Regions from separate parts of the Homo sapiens genome. Here region 2 is linked to region 1. The links are chromatin loops, found by intact Hi-C in ENCODE. Cell type or tissue: heart left ventricle. All regions are shown on one strand. Each heading gives the region's core, and the rest is flanking DNA. Links, peaks and the distances in the headings are about the cores only. Region 1 overlaps DANCR (differentiation antagonizing non-protein coding RNA). Region 2 overlaps SCFD2 (sec1 family domain containing 2).

Region 1 (10,619 bases), core at 990-8,989:
AAAAATAACAAATACAAGAGCTTGGACTATAGTAGATGCTCAATGGTAACAGTGATCTGTTATTTGTCATCTATCTGCTCAGGGCCTTGCATAGTGCCTCTCACAGAGTAAGTGCTCCACAAACATTTTGTTGCCCAATGGAGATTTAGATCGTGCCTAAAGCCCTAGGCTACAGAAGGCTGAGGTTGGAGTGAGCTATGATTGCACCACTGCACTCCAGCCTGGGTGGAGTGCAGCGAGATCCAGTCTCTAAAAATAAAAATAAAGCCCTGGGCTAGACTGCAGTCTGGAAATTGATGATAAAATAGCCATCACAGTAGTATAAAACACAAAACATTGGAAAAGAAATAGTTATCAAATACAAACATTATAGGGAGAAATAAATACACACAATTTCTCAAGTAACATCTCAAGGATAAAATAAGTACAATGCATCATTTTACAGTCACAAGTCTACAGTGTCATGGATAGACTAGGACCATATGGCTTGAGGAATCCCTTACAGGAGCCAGATCTGACTCAGACCCCTGATTGCAAGTCTGAAGGCAAGCTCTCTCAAATACAGCTAGTGACAGCCCAGGGCTTTCCTGGAGCAGTAAGAGAATTAAGTGTGACCTTGGATGAGAGCAGGTAACGAACTACAAGTAATGGTAATTCAGCAGGAATCTTTTCCTATGATTTGGGGCTACTATTTTTTGGTGTCTGATCAAAGAAAATGTTTCCCAACTCACTAAGCTCTCCTGCACCTGACATAGTATTTGTATTGCAAAAAGTGCAAGGTTAAAAGAATTGGTGTCGTAACTATAGGAGGCTGTGTTCTGAGTTTTTGAAAAAAGGTTTTACATATATATTTTTGAAGAGCAGCCCGGCATGCAGCTATGAAATGAAGCATCTGGTATTGCCTTCTACATGCTTTCTAGAACAGTGTTATCCAGCAGAACTTTCTGCCAGGATAGAAATGTTCTATATCTGTGCTGTCCAATACAGTAGCCAATAGCCAGGTGGCTATTTAAATTTAAATTTAATTACATTGAAAATTCGGTTCACTGATACACTATTAAGGCTTACGATAAAGCTAAGTAATGAAGTCAGTTTGGCATTGTTGTAAAGGTAGAAAAACCAACTGATAGAACAAAACAGAGTCAGGAGACAGGACCACACATACGTGGTCACTTGACTTACGACAATTGCAAGTGGGAAAATGGATTTTTTGAATAAACATGCTGGATCAATTAGCTATCCACATAGAAACAACAGGCATCTGGACCTACCTCTATGTCCCTATTCACAACAATCAATTCCAAATGGATTGCAGATCTAAATGAGCAAACTAAAACATTAAAGCTTTTGGGGGGCCAGGCGTGGTGGTTCATGCCTGTAATCCCAGCACTTTGGGAGGCTGGGGCAGGTGGATCACAAGATCAGAAGATGGAGACCATCCTGGTCAACATGGTGAAACCATGTTTCTACTAACATACAAAAATTAGCTGGGCATAGTGGTGTGCACCTGTAGTCCCAGCTACTTGGGAGGCTGAGGCAGGGGAATTGCTTGAACCCAGGAGGAGGAGATTGTAGTGAGCCGAGATTGCGCCACTGCACTCCAGCCTGGTGACAGAGAGAGACTCCGTCTCAAAAAAAAAAAAAAAAAAAAAAAAAAAAAAAAAAAAAAAACAGGAGGAAACTTTATAACCTGGAGTAGGCAGAGATTTCTTAAATAAAACCAAAAAACACTAAATGTTAAAACTAATGAATTGAATATTTCAAAATTAAAGTTTTCTTCAAAAGATACCATTAAAAGAATGAAAAGTAACCAAATGGGGGAAAATATTTGTGACATATATACTTGACAAAGGATGAATATTTAGAATTCTAAAAACAAAAACATAATACTGTATACTTAAAAAATTGCTAAGAGGATATATCTTACATTGTGTTATTTTAAATTTATTTTATTTTTTTCAAATTTTATTTTAGACTCAGGGGTACATGTACAGGCTTGTTACCTGGGTATATTGCGCGATGCTGAGGTTTGGGGTACAAATGATCCCTTCAGCCAGGTACTGAGCATCGTACCCAACAGTTTTTCCAACTTTTCTCCCTCTCTTTCCCTCCCCCCATGTTAAGGGTTATTATCAATAATAATAATAAAGAGGTCAGGAGAAAACTTTTGGAGGTGATGGATTAGGTTCATGGCATAGATTGTGCTGATGGTTTTAAGGGTGTACACTTATCTCCAAACTTATGAAGTTGTGTACATTGAATATGTATAGCTTTTTAGCATGCCAATCATACTTCAATAAAGTCATTTTTAAAAATCTTCTTACAATGGATAAACAAGCTGTGATATATTCATCCAATGGAATAGTACTCAGAAATAAGGAGGAATAAGTTATTGACACATGCAACAATATGAATAAATCTCAAACACAGCATGCTGAGTGCAAGAAGCCTTATACAGAAGAACATACTGTATGATTCCAGTTATATGGTCTTCTGAAACAGGCAAATCTAATCTACAGTGAGGAAAAAAATTAGAACATTGGTTGTCCCTGGGAAAGTGGAAATGGTAGGGAGCATGAAGGACTTTCCGGGGTGATAGTATGTTCTATACTTGATAGAAGTTTGGGTTATACAAATGAATGCATTTGTCAAAACTCAGCAAATATATACACTAAAGATTTGTGCATTTCATTTCATGTAAATTTTACATCAAAAGAAACCTGAAGTATTAAATTCTAGTTAATGATATACATGCTGAAATATTAATATTTAAATGGCCAAATATGTATTGCTGTTTGCAATTTACTTTGAAATGCAACAACATTAAGATAGATACAGGTAAATGTAGAAATATCCTAAAGTGAGTGTTATATAATGTTAATGGTAGAATAATCTATGTGGTAAGTTTACAGACGCTATTGTAAAACTCTTTAAACTTTGCTAAATATTTGAAATTTTTCATAATCAAATGTTAGGAAAATACAAATTTAAAAGACACTAAAAATGGGCACAGATTTTAACAGACACTTCATGAAGTTATTTCTTAATAGCCAATAAAGAGATGAAAAGGTGCTCAACTTCATTAATCATCAGGGAGCTGCAAATCAAAATCACCTGAAGCACAATTATCACCCACCAAAATGGCTAAAATGAAAAAAGATGGAAAATACCAAGTGTTGATGAGAATGTGGAACAACTGGAATACTCATATGTTGCTGATAAGTGTAAATTGGCTCAAACACTTTGAAAAACTGTTTTAAAATATTTAATATCTACTAAATTTGAACATGGTATATAACCTATGATCCAATAATTCCATTTGTAGGTATACACCGAACAGAAATGCAATCATCTTTTATCATGTTCATCAGAAGACGTTTATTACAATGTTCATAGCAGCAATATTTTTAATAGTTCCAAAATGTAGACTACTCCAATGCCTATCAACAATTGGTTGAATACATAAATTGTGGTATATTCACAAAATGGACTGCACTGCAGCATTCTCATGAGCAAACTGTGACTATACTCAAAATATGGATGAACCTCATGACCATCATAGTGAGTTAAAGAAACCAGACACAAAAAATCACATGTATATAATGCACAAACACAAGGATACTGCTCTATGCTGTTAGAAGTCAGGCTAGCGGTTACCTTTGGGTGAAAAGGAGTGGTTAGCTACCGGAAGGAAATACTTCTGGTGTACTGTTTCTTTCTTTCTTTCCTTTCTTTCCCTTCTTTTCTTTCCTTTCTTTCTCTTCGTTTCTTTCCCCTCCCTCCGTCCCTCCCTCCCTCCCTCCCTTCCTTCCTTCCTTCCCTCCCTTTCTTCCTTCCCTTTCTCTCTCTCTTTCTTTCTATTTCTTTTTTTCTTTTTTTTAATGTAGTATAGCTCTGTCACCCAGGCTGGAGTGCAGTGGCATGATCTCGCTCACTGCAACCTCCACCTCCCGGGTTCAAGCGATTCCCCTGCCTCAGCCTCCGGAGTAGCTAGGATTACAGACGTGTGCCACCACACCCAGCTAATTTTTGTATTTTTAGTAGAGACAGGGTTTCACCATGTAGGCCAGGCTGGTCTCAAACTCCTGACCTCAAGCGATCTGCCCACCTCGGCCTCCCAAAGTGCTGGGATTACAGGCATGAACCACCACGCCCCGCCATGTTCTGTTTCTTAAATTAGTTGTTGGTGGCAGGACTGTGATTAGTTTGTGAAATTTCAGCCGAATGTGCATTTTTGTGTACTCATCTGTGGTCATGTTATATTTCAATAAAAAGCAGTCTCTGCCAGAACCTACAGGCAATGAGGTGCCACAGAAGGAGTTGACATTTGAGAGGCTTGAGAAGGGTTTAAGAGACACAATCAGATTTGCATTAGGAAGATTAATCTTTGGCTTTGGAGGATGACCGGGAAAGGAGTTGGGAGCTATTTGTAGAACTAATCCAGGCAAGCAATTATGAAGGTCTGAATTAGAGCAAGGGAATAGGAATGAGGACAGGATACAGCTGATATTTAGGAAGTAAACATGACAGGACGTGAGCCGATCACTAAATCCTCCTGCTCATGTTTCCTTGCTTGAAAAATAAGGAATAACAGTACCTACTTCATTGGGACTAGTTTGATGATTTAATGAGGGGGAGTGGTTTTAGATTTATAAAATATATATATGCTTATTGTATACCATACCTAGACATAAGGTATTAATATTAGAAAGCTCTAAGAGAAATATCTTGATTTTGGCATTGTCCCTGCGACGCTGCCTTCTCCCTGCCTAGGATGGATCAGCGTGGGACACAGGGTAGAAGGCAGAGGTACAGAATACCACAGGACATGTCAGAACGTGGGCGTGAAACGGGCCCAAGGGACCACGGGTGAAGGTCTAGGACTCTTCCAGCAGCCTGAGCGCCAGCAGAAGGAACCAAAACTAACCCAGGCGTTTCCTCTCCTCCTCCCCAGCCTTTCGGCCGAGAAGCAGACCGGCGGAACGCGACGGGGATTCAGGCCTAGGGGTGGGCTTGAGGCCGGAAAAATGGCCAATGGAACGAGAGCTTCTCCGTGCTTAGCCAATTGCATGACCCCCCCCCCAGGACCGCCCCCATCCGGTGATTGGCAGACACGTCTCCCAGTGTTGTCGCGGCCTGCTAAGGCTCTCAGAACTCCCGCGAGGGTGCGGGTCTTCCTCCAGCGCTGGGCTACTTGGTCCCGCCCCTCAAGGTATTTCTGCTCCTTGTGTGCCAGGGACCCCGGTAGTCCTGCTCCTGCTCTGGACCTGGAGCCAGGAGGTGGCTGGGAGGTGGGCGCGGTGAGGAGGTCTGAGCAGCCGCAGGCTCTGGGCCGCTTCGCCTCGAATCCGGGACCCGCGGGACCCGCAGGACCCGTAGTGCCTGGGGCCGAGGTGGGCGCGGCCCGGGCTCTCATGCTTTCCCTCACGCGCACCTGCCTTTTCCGCGGGGCCCGGGGCGGCTCCCCTGCCAGTTGGCGGGAGTAACCCGTAGTAGTAAAGCGCGACTGGATTAGGCCCTGTGTATTGAAGGGTTTGCGATCTTGAAAGGAACATTTGCATTAAAAACAGTGGGCAAACTTGTTTGTGGTCCTGTTGGTAACACACTTTTAGGGGGTGCAGTACAGTATGTTACCATACTTGGGGGATTAGCCGCCGTAGTTAAATGGTGGGTTCCTGTTGTTCCCAGCCCATTTCTAGCTAATTTAAAGAGAGTTTAAATAGGATAAGGTCCCGTTTACATCTTCCAGTGCCTAATACAAATATTTTAAGCAGCCCTATCAGCCTCCCCAAAAGGTAAAGGAGATTCCCCCAGTAAAGGCACATGACACTATGTATTGAATTCTTTTTTTTTTTTTTAAGACGGTGTCGCTCTGTCGCCCAGGCTGGAGTGCAGTGGCGCGATCTCGGCTCACTGCAACCTCTACCTCCCGAGTTCAAGCGATCATCCCACCTCAGCCTCCCAAGTAGCTGGGATTACAGGCGCCAGCCACCACGCCCGGCTAATTTTTGTATATTTTGTAGAGACGGGGTTTCACCATGTTGGCCAGGCTGGTCTTGAACTCCTGACCTCAGGTGATCCGCCGGAATCGGCCTCCCAAAGTGCTGGGATTACAGGTGTGAGCTACCACGCCCGGCCTGTATTGATTTCTTGAATTTAGCAAACACCACAAAATTATCTTAAAGTAGCCTGTACTTAATACCATAAGAAAGACCAGCCTGAGTCTGTTTTCCCTGAAAGCAAAGCACTGAAAAAATCGTGCAATCGGGAAGAGAATACAAAATACTGTAGATACCTGAGTCTTCAGTGTACAGCCAAGTGGCAATATACATGTTATTAGGATGTATTTTTAAGTCTTAGGTTCTTTCGGGGTGGGACAGTGCCGACTAATAATTAAAGTATTTCATATATCATTTTCCTATTAATTGGACAAGAAAAAGCTGATTTATTTTCGACCCTTTTGTAGGTGGGAAAATAGCAGGCTAAGATGATATAGCACTGAAATCTTTATCAGCTTCTCCAAAGATTATTTGTACTCATCTGTTGAAATATTTACCAATTTTTCTTTGTGTAGTTTGTGAAATTGCTGGAATAGGTTATGTTTCAGCTGGCTACAACAGAGCTTTTAAGGTTGCCAACTAACTTTCTTAGATGTGAATAGAGTTATTCTTTTGTTGACCTAAAAATTGTTGACTGTTAGAGCAAAGAATTCATATTAAATTTTGTGTAAAGTTAAATATGTCAGTGAGACACCTGAAATAGACTATTTTGGTATATTGCATTTGAACCTCCCTATCAATAGCAATCAAAAAACCATAATTCCAATCTGGCTATTTCTGAATATACAGCCAAGACAAGTGGCAATTAGAACTGTTAAAAGTAGTTTCTGGCTGGGTCCAGTGGCTCACCCCTGTAATCCCAGAACTTTGGGAGGCTGAGGCAGGAGGATCACTTGAGCCCGTGAGTTCAAGACAGGCCTGGGCAACATAGGGAGACCCCCCCACCTCTATAAAAAACAACAATAACAAAATTAGCCAGGTCTGGTGGTACACACCTGTGGTCCCACCTACTCAGGAGGCTGAGGTGGGAGGATCGCTTGAGCCTAGGGTACCAAGGCCGCAGTGAACTATGATTGTTCCACTATACTCCATCCAGCCTGGGTGACAGAGGAAGACCCTGTCACAAAAGAGAAACAAAAAAAAAAAGTAGTTTCCGGTGATGACATATCAAGAGCAAGAATTTTTGACTGGCACAAAAGGTTTAAAGAAGGTAAGGATGATACCCATGGTGATGTGCAAAGCGGTCATCCAGTCACCCACAGAATCCAATTAAATGCTGAGAGCCAGAAATTCGGTTTTCTCAAATAGCCAATTAACTATGAGAAAAATAGCAGAAAAGTTTCATTCTGTAAGAAAACTTGCAGCTGATGAAAGCTTCTAGGAAGATTTTTATCTCCTGCTATTGTGGCTGAAGATCTCATGGAGGCCAAACCAAAATAGGGCTAAGCAGGAGCCTGCAGCTTGGGTGTGTATTCAGGGCATGATCCTGTTTTGTTCATTGGTCTTGGAGAAATTTCAGACTGAAACAAGCTGAGCATCTTCAAAGATTTTTTCACAGGCTTTTGTAGGTTCATGACTTAAACAGCGTGAAACTTGTAGAGCTGGATATGACCAAAAGAAGAGGATGGAACCAGTTTATTAGGAGGAACAAACTGTTATCTCACAGTAAGGAACTAACTGTAGGAGAATTTCTACCTTATTTCTTCAAAGTGAGCTCATCAGGTTACCTGCAGGGTAAGCAGTTAAACCTTCAACAGGGAGCTAGCAATTGTTATTCTGTACGGACACATCTCAAAAGTAGTCTGAGACTGGCCATACTTGGGCAGAAATATTTAACTTGTAATAATGAAACTTCTTTTGGGAGTGGAAGATGGAGCTCAGATGTTGGAAACAGGGATTCGATTAAGAAAGAAAAAGCAATGAAGAATTGTGGGCAGTTTAAGCATTAAATAAAAATATACTGTTCTCGCAGGGTGTGGTGGCTCACACCTGTAATCCCAGCACTTTGGGAGGCCAAGGCGGGCGGATCACGAGGTCAGGAGATTGAGACCATCCTGGCTAACACGGTGAAACCCTGTCACTACTAAAAATACAAAAAATTAGCCAGGCGTGGTGGTGGGCGCCTGTAGTCCCAGCTACTCTAGAGGCTGAGGCAGGACAATGGCGTGAACCTGGGAGGCGGAGCTTGCAGTGAATCGAGATCATGCCACTGCACTCTAGCCTGGGAGACAGAGCAAGACTCCACCTCAAAAAAAAAAAAAAAAAAAAAAAAAAAAAATATATATATATATATATACACACACACACACACACACACACACACTGTTCTCTTTCACTCTTCCCACCCACCAAAACGTGAGGACCTGATTATGTTCAGAATCTCACGATACTTTGTTCTTTAAATAATCTAAATTTCACTTTTAAATGGATTTTTATATATAAACTGTTCATCTCTAGGATTTAGAATAAAGGGCAAATAGGGTTCAGTCTGATCCTTTCATCATGAGAATGAGATTCTATAGTTTGAGAAGTTTCAAAGGGTATTAACAAGTAAACAATATATACAATCTTTTCAAGTGACTGAGTTTTGACCTTCATATGCTATGTTTCAGCTCTACAGCATTCAATAAAGGAAAGCTTGAATTACTTGAATATTCGTGAGCCCACGAATAGCCTCAAGTACATCATGGTCCAGTCAAATGATGGTTTTGCTCAAACACTTTAATAAAAAAGCATTAGTAATTCATGTCAGTTGATATAGATAAGGTATTCTTACACAGAATAGGTGAAAAATGGTTTCACACAGAAGAAATTTTGATACATCTAGAAAATGTAAAGGATTTCAGATAGTATTTTTGTCAATTAACATGTTAGTTTAGGGAGCTAGGTGAACCATGTGTTATTCCATCACATAATAAATTTGAGTTCAATATGAACTTCTCATTAAAAAACTTAGGTTCTTTGCCCCAATTTCCTTCTCAGTCTCTAGTATAGTGCTGTTTAAGTGTAGTATCCCGTAATTCAGAATTAGTATTATTGCAACCTAGTGGCAAGGACTTAAGTCAGAGCCTTGTGGTAGCTGACCCTGGGAAGACTGGTTTCATTAGTCATACTACTTTTCTGGAGTCAGGGTCTTGCTGTTGCCCAGGCTGGAGAGCAGTGAGTCATGTCTCACTGCAGCCTTGAACTTGTGGGCTCAAGCCATCCTCCCTCCTCAGCCTCCCAAGTAGATTAGATGACTGTGCCCAGCTAAGTTTTTGGCTTTTTGTAGAGATGGGGTCTTGCTTTGTTGCTCAGGCTGGTCTCGAACTCCTGGCCTCAAGCGGTCCCCATGCCTCAGCCTCCCAAAGAGCTGGGATTACAGGCTGTGCCTAGCTGATATATATATATATATATTTTTAAAGGACACTAGTACTATTATGTCCTTTTAAGTCCTCTTTTACATCTCATGTTTCATACACCAAAAACACCTAATAGGCTGACAGATGCTCCCTTTGTGCCAAATTTTGAGAACCTTCTCTTGCCGAGATTCAAGTTTACATTTCTTAAAACACAAACCAAAACTGAGGTTTATGAAAACATTATCTCACTTTAGCAGTTTGTATTACCTCCAGGACACTGCTGGCTGAAGCTGTACAGCCCGCAGGGCAAAAATTATAATTAGAATGCTTTTCCTATTGTCTTAATTTGCTTCAGTTATTGAATTTTTAAAATGTGGTGTCTTGTGCTGTATAAATACAAGTGTGCATAAGTGACTTTCCAATAAACCATAAATTGATTCCTTACTTTTCACAATGCTTTATTAGGAGGTATGTGCTGACCCCACATATTTTAGCCACATGCACATGCTCATGTATCTCAAGATTAAAGTCTAAATACATTTTAAATTCATGGTTATACCTTTAAAAAATGACTAATGGGCCGGGCGCGGTGGCTCATGCCTGTAATCCCAGCACTTTGGGAGGCTGAGGCAGGTGCATCACAAGGTCAGGAGATCGAAACCACCCTGGCTAACACGGTGAAAACCCGTCTCTACTAAAAATACAAAAAAGTAGCCGGGCGTGGTGGCGGGCGCCTGTAGTCCCAGCTCTCGGGAGGCTGAGGCAGGAGAACAGCATGAACCCAGGAGGCGGAGCTTGCAGTGAGCCGAGATCGCGCCACTGCACTCCAGCCTGGGCGACAGAGTGAGACTCTCTCAATAAAATAAAATAAAATAAAAAGGACTAATGAATATACATAGGATCTACTCCCAACCACCCACACGGCACTAATAAAAACAAGGGAGGAAGGCTGAGGTGGTGGGGTTCTTGCCCCAGCTATATTTGTGATCTTAGAGGCTGCTGTAACAAATTATAACTTGGTGGCTTAAAACAGCAATTTATTCTCAGTTCTGAAGGCCAGAAGTCAGAAATCAGTTTCACTGAGCCAAATCAAATGATGCTCCTCAGGAGGCTCTGATGGGGAATGTGTTCCTTGGCATCTCCCAGCTCCTGGGGGCTGCCTCACTCTGATCTTCAAGGCCAGCATCTTCCAATCTGCTGTGTGTGGATATCCCTCAGC
Region 2 (10,619 bases), core at 1,543-9,542, 240 kb before region 1:
TCTTTTGGAGTTTGCTGGAGTTCCACTCTAGACCCTGTTTGCCTTGGTATCAGCAGCAGAGGCTGCACAACAGCGGATATTGGTGAGCAGCAAATGTTGCTGCCTGATCGTTCCTCTGGAAGTTTCGTCTCAGAGGAGTACCCGGCCGTGTGAGGTGTCAGTCTGCCCCTACTGGGGGATGCCTCCCAGTTAGGCTACTCGGGGGTCAGGGACCCACTTAAGGAGGCAGTCTGTCTGTTCTCATATTTCCGGCTGCGTGCTGGGAGAACCACTACTCTCTTCAAAGCTGTCAGACAGGGACATTTAAGTCTGCAGAGGACTCTGCTGCCTTTTGTTTGGCTACTCCCTGCCCCCAGGGGTGGAGTCTACAGAGGCAGGCAGGCCTCCTTGAGCTTCAGTGGGCTTTACCCAGTTCCAGCTTCCTGGCAGCTTTGTTTACCTACTCAAGCCTCAGCAATGGTGGGTGCCCCTCCCCGAGCCTCGCTGCCACCTTGCAGTTTGATCTCAGACTGCTGTGCTAGCAATGAGCCAGGCTCCATGGGCATAGGACCCTCTGAGCCATGCACAGGATATAATCTCCTGGTGTGCTGTTTGCTAAGACTGTAGGAAAAGTGCAGTATTAGGGTGGGAGTGACCCGATTTTCCAGGTGCTGTCTGTCACCCCTTTCTTTGACTAGGAAAGGGAATTCCCTGACCCCTTGCACTTACCGGGTGAGGCGATGCCTCGCCCTGCTTTGGCTCACACTGGGTATGCTGCACCCACTGTCCAGCACCCACTTTCCAACACTCCCCAGTGAGATGAGCCCGGTACCTCAGTTGGAAATGAAGAAATCACCTGTCTTCTGTGTCGCTCACGCTGGGAGCTGTAGACTGGAGTTGTTCCTATTCAGCCATCTTGGCTCCACGCCCCAATTGTTTTCTTTTATACTCCTTGAGATTTTTACCCTCTTTAAACATTTTTATAAGTGAAAAAAATGCAACTGTATTGAAGAAAACTGCCCATTTTCAAAAAACTAACAGTGATTTTCATTTTTGCATGTTGTCTTCCAGTTCAGCCTCACACTATTAATGTTTTCCATAATGGTCCTTGCAGGTCATCTTAGGCAGTAGAGGCTAGGTTTTGCTCCAGTTAACATAATCCCCAAATCTCAGGGGCTAAACACAACTCAAATTCATATCTCACTCCCTCTGCATCACTGCCTCAGGTTTGCAGAAGGCTCTGCTTATCATAGTCACTCCTCCTCAGGCCCAAGGGGTCAGACCTCATCAGGACACACACTTCCACAATCACTGAGGCAGAGGAAGGAGAAACAGCAAATTACAAACAGCCTCTTAAGAGTCCTGTCTGGAAGTAACACCCATCACCCCAGCTTCCTTTCCACCAGCCAACACAAATCACATGGCCAAGCCAACTTCCAGGGACTGAACTGTTCATCTACTGTGTGCCTGGAAGAACAAGAGATGGAATGTTTGAGAGGGGCCCTTATGAGTTCCATAAGTATATTCTATTCTGTCATGAACTCTAATTTCCTAAACCATTTTCCTACCAATGGATATTTGGGCCAAGAGCAATGATTTATATTTATGTATGATTTAAAAACATGTTGTTAAAAATTATTCAATGATACTTACTAAAGCACAGTAAGGAAGACTTTATTCAGAACCATAAAGGTAGCTATACAGACCACCACAATAGGGTCTTGCAGTCAGGAAAAAGATTGAGCTCAACTCCAAACACATCATAAGCAAGTGGGAATTTATAGCCAAGGAAGAGTGTGGGAGTCAGTGGATGGAAAATTACTAAGGGGAGACATCACGGGTGAGGGAGAGTCTGGCTAAACCCACCTAACAGGATTCTTGCCAAAGACAGGCCAGGGTGATTGGACATCACCTGGGGAATGGTGGAGGGTGAGAAACCTAATCAGATGTCAAGGATGATCAGATATTGAGGATAGCGGTTCTTGCTAAACTGATGTAGCAGAATTCTTTGCCAAAACTGGATTTTACAAGAAAGTGAACATATGGGCCTAGCAGAGGATTCAGAAGCCTAACTGGCGTTTGGCCAAGCAGAGAATCTTTGTCATATATTTGAATGTGTTTTATGGCCCCATCCCCAGGTAATATTTGGCTGCCCCCACATGAGATCCCTTGAGCACAACACACACATATACATACATGCACACACACCAGCACCCAGACACACACACAGTTGGTTGCCGATCCCCACACCAACAGCATCCCCCTCATACCTGTCCAATTCTGTCTTGCAGTGATAGAAGTATAAATCAGAGATTTTTGTCACACCCACTTCCCTGTGGCTAGGTTCTTGACAACCTCTGTGTAATCTTCCCTTCTTGCAGTAAAGAATTCATAATAGTATCTGTCGTCCATGTCAGCCAACCACGGCTACATAAATGCTGAACACACATACATGCATGCACACACACACCCATACACCCGATCACCTATTTGCCCCACGGCCACAGATTGGAAGACCAGATATAAACAAAGCCCAGCCATGAAACAGAACCAAGTATGCCTGCATGTTCTGACTTGCTCCCATTTGAACTCAAGGTGTCATTTTAAGTACCTTATCTCCTCCCTGATGCAGCCTCTGACTTTGTGCCTTTTAGTAAGAATATCTTTTGTGCACAGCATTTAAAATGTCAAACAACAATGCTCTCTGCGTAGTTGAGCAACAGCAACCTATAGTGTTAGCCCTAGCACAGTGCCTGGCACACAGTAGCCCCGGTCTAAATGAGAGCAGAGATGACTTTAGAAATGGAATGAGCAAACATTGATGGCTGTGATTCCCCTGCAAGGGTGGTGGCATTTCCCAGCCATGAAATGGCCTCTATTAATACAGGCCAAAGGACTGTTGTGGCTTTTGAATTGAATTATTATGTGTTGCCAGCCTTCCAGATGATAAAATAAAATGTTAGTGGGATGCTAGAGCCATCTTCCTTGTAGTTGTAGAATTAAATTTAACAAAAATATTAATAACTGAGAGGACCCCGGCTGAAGTTATATTGGAACTGGGAAACAAGTCAACACTGATGGGAATGACATAGGGAGGGGAAAAAGGAAGAGACAGAATTGTGCAGAGCAGGGCATGAGACACAGGCTCCAGAGCCCAGAGGGTAGACAAAGGGTCTCACAAGCTCAGGCATGGCTCAGAAAACACTGGTACCACCAGACCCAAACCAGCAAACAGGGCAATGGGGAGAGATTCCAAAAGGAATCAGCACCAGCTGTAGTCTCATGAGGAAATATGTGCATTTGTGGTCTTATCAGGAGTACAGAGAACTGGACCACTTCTCCCATGGAAGGAACACCAGGACTGGCAGGAACTGAGAGACATTACAGGACATTTGGGACTGCCTAGATTCCAATTCTCAGACTGCCATTTGTTTACTGTATTCCTTTGGCAAGTTATGCTTGAGTTTCCTCATCTGTAAAATGGGATTAATATTAGTACCTACTTCATGGGGATGTTGTGAAAATTAAGCAAAATAACATGTATAGAGTTACTTAGGGACAACAAGGACTGCCATGTAGTAAGTGATTTGAAAATGTAAGATCTAGGAGGGGTTCTCGGGTCCCAGAGGCAAAATGGGATTTAGGGCAAGGTCCCAGAACTAGAGGCAAGCTGGGGTTCCATGTGGAAGCTGGCCAACCCCAGGGTAGAGAACCAGAAGTAAGAGTGAGACCATGGTAGAAAGATCAAGAATGTGCAGCAACATGCCCTTGAGGTTGTTTAAAGATGCAGATGATGGACAATATGGGTGAACCTAGAAGACATTATGCTAACTGAAGTAAGCCAAAAATAAAAGGACAAATATTGTATGATTCTACTTATATGAAGCATCTCCAGTAGTCAAATTCATAGAGACAGAAAGTAAAATGGATGGTGTTTGCCAGGTCCTGGAGGGAAGGAAGAGTGTGGTTACAGTTTAATGGGTCAAGAATTCAGCCTTGCAAAAGAAAAGGAGTTCCAGAGATGGATGGTGGTGTTGGCTGCACAATGTGAATGTTGTTAATGCCACTGAACTGTACACTTAAAATGGCTACAATGGTAAATTTTATGTTATATACATGAGCTTTACACAATTTTTTTTAAAAACAAAGGAAGTCTGTATAAAGTTTATACTTTAGTTAAGAAAATGTATCAATATTGGTTCACTAATAGTAAAAAAAAGTACCAGACTTATGTAAGATGTCGATAATAAGAGAAACTGGCTTCAGATAGCAATAAATTATATAAGAAATCTTTATACTATTGTCACTTTTTTTATAAATCTAAAACTGTCCTACCAAACAAATGAAGTATATTTTTAAAAACTAGATGCAGAAGATGGGAAGAACCAGATAAAGAGCTGCTTGGTTGAGTAAGAGCTCCCTTGGTTGAGTAAGGGGTGGTTGAGATTTGGGGAGAGATTGTTATGAGCCTGAAAACAGAGATTAAAAAGGTGATGTGGAAGGTAATGTGGGAAGGAGGAAAGGGATTTAAAGAATCCGAGGAATCACAAGATTGACCACAGCAGCAGATGAGCAGATGACCGTGGGCACTGCCTGGGAAAGGACTCAGGTCATCAAGTGACCTGTGCTTACGTTGATCTACTTTGCACATGCACAGGAGAATGTCATAAAAAACACACGTATAATCAGTTGAGAGTATTTCAAATTCCAGATATGGAAGATTACTAAACATGCATCCTTGGTATGTTTCCTTAAAGCACAACAAAATCCTGGCATTTACGAACAAAAAGAATGGTGCAGGGCATGAGGCATGGGCCCATCACCAGATGGCCTGGTGTGTCTCCATAAATGAGGGCACTTCAACATGTCAAGACTGGGCTGTCAAGGGTTGATCCTATAAATCAGATGTCGTTTTCATAGGATCGTGCCATTTTTAATTCTTGTCCCAAGAAAGTCTTTATCAATCAGATCCAAGTTTAGCACATTTTTAGCACCCATGAAGTCTGTATTTGGCATGTTTACCCATGTTGTTTGAATTACAATAACTGGTAGCATTATTAGCATAGAGTATTATTTGCAGACACCAGAGTCAAGTTTTTTGAGTAATAAATAATAGAAAAGAGACCACAACCATGATCTTCCTATTATGACTATGAAAGAATGAATTGTGAGCTCCTAGGCTCCTTCTATAACAACTGTCAAGCCAAATGAAACCAAGTCATGGCAGGTTTTGGTCACATGTATGGTACTGAGCTGTTTTCCTAAAGGCCAGACCCAGCCAGGCTTGCTGGCTACAGCAGGAGGTGCTAGAGGAGGCATGGAACATCAGAAGTGGGCAACGCACAGCCTCCATGGGTGCTCTGCTCCACACCCTCTGGGAGCTGAAATGTCAGCAATATTGGCATCATTTTGAATACTGCACAGTGCTGTGGAAATTGGGCATGCACAGATTCTGACCAATAAACATGAGAAGAATAAGGAAGTTACGGGACACCACTCTGTGGGTAGAATGAACACTAGCATGGCAGGGGCAGAATAAAAGAAGCATGTGCTCAGCCGCTGGGGGAAATGGGCATTGGTTAGGGGTGCCAGAGGAACTGAGGGCTCTGGGCTGAGGCTGGAAACCAGTAAATAGTGTCTGTGGCATGAAGTGAGGAATCAAAGAAATCCAATAATATGCCATGAAAGATGTCACTCTTAGGCCCATCATTTTTTGCGGGGGGGCTTTTATAGTCTACCTAATTTATTGGGGTGTTTTCAATATGGCTCCTAGAAAAGGAAATATGTGCAACAGAATGCAGAAATAACACGAAATCTGACATTTTCCAGCCTGGCCTCCACCTATCATGATGGTTACGGCATGTAGACGGTGTTCAATACATGCTGTCTGAGTGAATGATCATTATGAAATAGATGGCAACAGCACTGTGTGTGTGTGTGTGTGTGTTTGTGTTTTGTTTTATTCATTTAGTCACCACCATACATTTTGCCTTTCAGATTAGGAATCATGTAATTAATGTCATTTCTGCGAGGCTTTTTCCATTGCAAGATGGGATCTGAACTGATACCATTGTCTAAATTACTCACTAAATTAACATAGTGTTATTTTATCTCAGATGCTTATCTTAGAGCATCCAATTTTATGCTGGCTCACCCTTAGGAGTACTCAAGTGAGGGCTGGACAACAAACTGCACTTGATGGGTGTTTGAGACCAAAAGATTCAAGGATCGCTTCTGAGTCCTTGTGTATGTGTGTGTGTGTGTGTGTGTGTCCCTCACATTTCGCAAGGTCAATATTACTTTGGCAATCTGAGGTGGATTGTAGTAGTTGACTATATTGTCTTGACATTGCAAACCCACTTTGTTTACCTGGAACCATTAATTCAGTGAAATCAAAATTCAAGACACTTAGCCTGCAACTCCTAGAATGTTCCTGGAAACATGGATGGAGATTACTTCAGTGCTGACAGGGCCGTTGGAAAAGACATTGGTTTTGGGAATATGTGAACCCCCTTTTGGTATAGTAAAATATCCTTTTCCTATTTTGGAAAAGTTGGACCTGTTGGCTAAAGCAATTAGCAGTTACTACTGATGACTTAACACTGGATTGGATTCAACCTGTGATATATGCATGTTTACCCTTCTGCCAAGCTGCTGTGCCTCCAACCAGCCCAGAACTTAAGCAACTAACAATAGGCAGAAATATTCCTGACCTAGTTTTTGTATCTTTACATGATGCATAGATAAAAATAATTTCTCTGTACTAATTAGCTTTAAAATCTTGGAACACAACCACTTGGAGGCTTTCCATTTCTAAAATTGGTGCCCAGAACATTGCTAAGTGGCCTGCTTCAGGAAAAGATGTGTTGGTCTTAATTAATCCATTATTGAGCTTTTCAATGGAAATAATTGAATACAATCTTTATATTATTCTTTTTCCCAATTAATGACAAGAGAAAAATGTAATTTGGCAAGGACAAATGTATGACTAGTCCTTCATTCTCATGTGTAATTTTTCTTAGGCATCTCTTGATTTTCAGGTATTTGATTAACTATTCAGATAATGACACAATATGGAACTTTTAATGTTGCGCAGCCATTGCTTCTTGTCCAACTTATGAAACCAAAAGGCAACATTTTATCCTCCCCTCACCTCTGTTTTTACCAATAGTGTATCTTTTGGAGTGTGAAACTGAGGCTGAGAGAAAGATGTAGGCTGTTGCTCACCAAATTTACAGAAGAGAATCCTGTCTCAAAGGAGCTATTTTTCCCCATTCCTGAGGAAAAATAAATAATCATGGCTAGAAAAGGGGAATTTGAGTTCATTTGATGGAGAGACTTTTGCAGACAGTTGAGTGTGTAACTGTACCTTATATACTCATATTTGAAGTAGTTCAATTTAAGATAAGGAACAGGGCAGGGTGGTTAGATTTAAAAACAAAACATCAAGTTAAAAATATTCTTTACAGACATTGGTACTCTCAGAAAGATACATTGCCTTTTCGAACCCGACTCCAAGATATGGGAAAGAGAAGACAGTCCAAGGACCTTACAGCAAATTCTTAATGCAAAAGAATGAAGTATATGTGAACATTTTTAAAGCAGTAGGGTGAGTGACCCCAGGATTCTCACTTCTCCTCCAACCTTACGTTGCATCAGGAGAAAACAACAGAGAGAAAGATTTTATTTTTTTAACCCTAAATGGTCCCCATAGTAATCTCACTAATAATTGATCAGGGCATTCTGAAAATAAGTTGCAAACTTGGGAAGATACAGTTTTTTTCAATAGAGGATAATTAAAATGCCTTCATAGAAATGGAGTACTTCTGGAGACTTCGACTTGGTAAAACTTGTGTTTGTTTAGTAATTCTTGATTTAAACAAAGCCAGGTTTATGTGTGTTGCGCTGGGGGAGGAGAAATAAGGAAACCAATGAGCTTATATACAAGTAAGTCACTTTTGTGTGGATTTGTGAGGCCTTGGCCCTTCTTTCTATTCCCTCTCCTTTTGGGATCTCATCCAAGCTAAAAACTTCAGCTGTGTCATCCACAGAGATAATTAATTTGGAAAAGAAAGATTCACAATGACCATGATAGTAAAATATTGGATAAGCTGTCTTGGGAAAAAGGGATTCGACTTCATTTCAAAGAAAGTCAGATTCCATCATCTGGGAGAGCCAGTCTGGGGCTAAGGCAGGTTTCCTACTGCTGATTAAAGCAGACGGACAGGGAGGCAAGAAGTTACAACTTTTGTCTACTTTCTTAGCCTGTTTCAGTAATGCTGCCCCCCTCTAAACTATTTTCATCATAGCATTAACACAATGCTCATTTTAACATATTATTTCAAAAAGAAAAAAATAGGAAGACAATCATATTTTGAGAATGTGGCCAAGGAGAATGACCTCTGCCACCCCATTCCCAGCCCAGCTATGCTTCTTCTTAAATGTGCTACCTTCAGGAGAAAATACTACAACCTACAGACGACATTTATAGGGAAGACTATTTCAACTCAATAAAGGGTATCGTTTTTTGTTAAAGCTATCTGGCAGCAAAGTTGGTGGCCTCAAGAGTTTGTAAGGTACCAGGAGTAAAATGTGTTCAGGTTGAAGGCCCAACTAACAGACTTTCTGGAAAGGAGATTTCTGCTTTGAGTTGGAGCTTCTGTGAAGTACCCTCTGAAGCTGCTTAGAACAGAGAGCTCCCTTCAGTGCCAAATCTGCATTTGCAACCTTGACCTACTTCCTGGAATCAGAGAGCCATAGAATTGGCTGGGACCTCAAAGCTTGTCTTGTCCAACCCATATGCAGGGAGATTAAAGAATTACCATGGCCACCTTTAAGCTCCAGTCACATTCCTTCAAAAGTCTTAGGTGAGAATCATCCCCACTCCACCAGTAATTTCCATCAGTGGAACCACTATCCTCTCAATTCAGAGGTGCAGGGACTCAACATCTTCTCTTCTCTTTGCCTGTCACAAGCAGTCACCAACGTGGGGTCAGTTCTTTCACAATGTCATTCCAAGCCTCCCTTTTCCATTCCTATCGTCACCACTGTAGTATTGCCTTCAGACTGTCTATAACTGCCTTCTGCTTATCCCAGATTCCAGTCTCACCACTTCTAAGCCATGACTGTCACCAGCTATTACCATCTACACAGAATCTGCAGGCTGAAAGTAACCTAAGAGCTCATCTTGCCCTCCTTCCTGTCTTGTGCATGAACTCTTACTAAAATGTTACCTCTGTCATCAGTATTTTCTCACCCATAAGTCGTCAGTGGCATCTCTTGCTAATAAGATATAAAGTTCTTATTCCATTGCTTTGCATTCATGCCTCCCCTCCCATCCTCTGCCAAGTCTGGCCACACCTCACTGTTTCAGCTGCTCAACATCAACCAGGGAGGCTGGTTTTCCCACTATTCCATGAACACCCTGACATTTCTCCTTCCAACTTACAAATGACAGCTAATCAACTCAAGCTAGCTTTTAAAAAGCGGATTAAAATAAACAGCTGATATGAAATAAAAGGCCAGGGATAGGTCTGGTTTCCTCAATCTTTGTCCTCAGGAGTCTGCCTCTGTCTTGGCTCTGCCTCTCTCAGTGTTGGCCTTATTCTTAGTTCATCCCTCTCTGGGTAGTAGCAAAATGGCCGCCAGTAGCTTCGGGATTACATCCTCTGAACAAGCAGCCCCCCAAAAAGGAGAACTTCCCTTTCCCATGGTTCCAGCAAAAGTCTCAAGATCATGTCTCAGACTGATCTGGATTATGGGCCATGCTGAGCCCTCACCGTGGCCAGATGGACAGAGTGCTTTGGTGAGCAAGGTAAAGTTCTGAATCACGGGAGCTGAGGGTAAAGGGTAAAGAAAATCAATATGCCAGAATCAAAAGAAGTGGGAGTGGAGACTGCAGTCATTCTCTGTGCCCAGAATGATCTGCCAACCCTCCTCAGCCTCTCCTGCAAGGTCCCGCTCAGGTCCCACTTCCCCCAGGAGGCCATTTTGTAGCCAGACTACTCACAATGACCATGAACTCCTACGATACTCACTTCCTGGAGCATTCCTAGTCTCTAAAATTAGGCGCTAAGGTCCTTAAAGGCAGAGACCACATCTTACACATCTTTGCATCTTTGTTTTCCTCATAGCAACTGGAACTGTACTTTGCATAGTTGATGTATAATAAATTTTTGTTGTTGTGAGTGACTTTTGGTACTATTAGCACATGTGTGGTGTGTGTGTGTGTGTTGTGTGTGTGTGTGTGTGTCAGAGAAAGAAATGAGGTGCGTGGAAAAGAAGATGTGCTTTGGCCAGGCACGGTGGCTCACGCCTGTAATCCCAACACTTTGGGAGGCTGAGACAGGCGGATCACCTGAGGTCGGGAGTTTGAGACCAGCCTGACCAACGTGGAGAAACCCCATCTGTACTAAAAAATACAAAATTAGCTGGGCATGGTGGTGTATGCCTATAATCCTAGCTACTCGGGAGGCTGAGGCAGGAGAATCACTTGAACCCGGGAGGCGGAGGTTGTGGTGAGCCAAGATCGCGCCATTGCACTCCAGCCTGGGCAACAAGAGCGAAACTCTGTCTCAAAAAAAAAAAAAAAAAGAAGAAGAAGATGTGCCTCTCTGCGGAAACATCAGCAGGCAGCCCAT

What was found. Hi-C counts contacts between places; a loop is a spot of excess contacts. Peaks named below come from ENCODE experiments on the same cell type or tissue, not always from the same donor. Only the 100,000 strongest peaks of a DNase experiment are listed, where the experiment ranks them.
Region 2: a loop joins it to region 1, with 2.1 times the contacts of the local background. A loop is called at or near these places in 5 of 110 quality-filtered maps.

What each region holds. Positions count from the first base shown.
Region 1 is chr4:52,716,909-52,727,527 of GRCh38, reverse strand. DANCR (differentiation antagonizing non-protein coding RNA) reads right to left here. Exons shown (of 5, transcript NR_145129.1): 5 at 6,831-7,660. Among named protein-coding and RNA genes, the nearest start is that of SNORA26, 9.0 kb to the right of the region's middle. RefSeq lists an enhancer at 4,706-5,005 and silencers at 5,166-5,215, 5,396-5,535. In heart left ventricle, for the core only: a CTCF peak has its summit at 5,078 (motif pointing left); a DNase peak (open chromatin) is centred at 5,017; H3K4me3 peaks cover 1,562 bases; H3K27ac peaks cover 1,670 bases.
Region 2 is chr4:52,960,322-52,970,940 of GRCh38, reverse strand. All of the region lies in intron 5 of SCFD2 (sec1 family domain containing 2), which reads left to right. Among named protein-coding and RNA genes, the nearest start is that of SCFD2-AS1, 38 kb to the right of the region's middle. In heart left ventricle, for the core only: no CTCF peak of the experiment used is centred there; no DNase peak of the experiment used is centred there.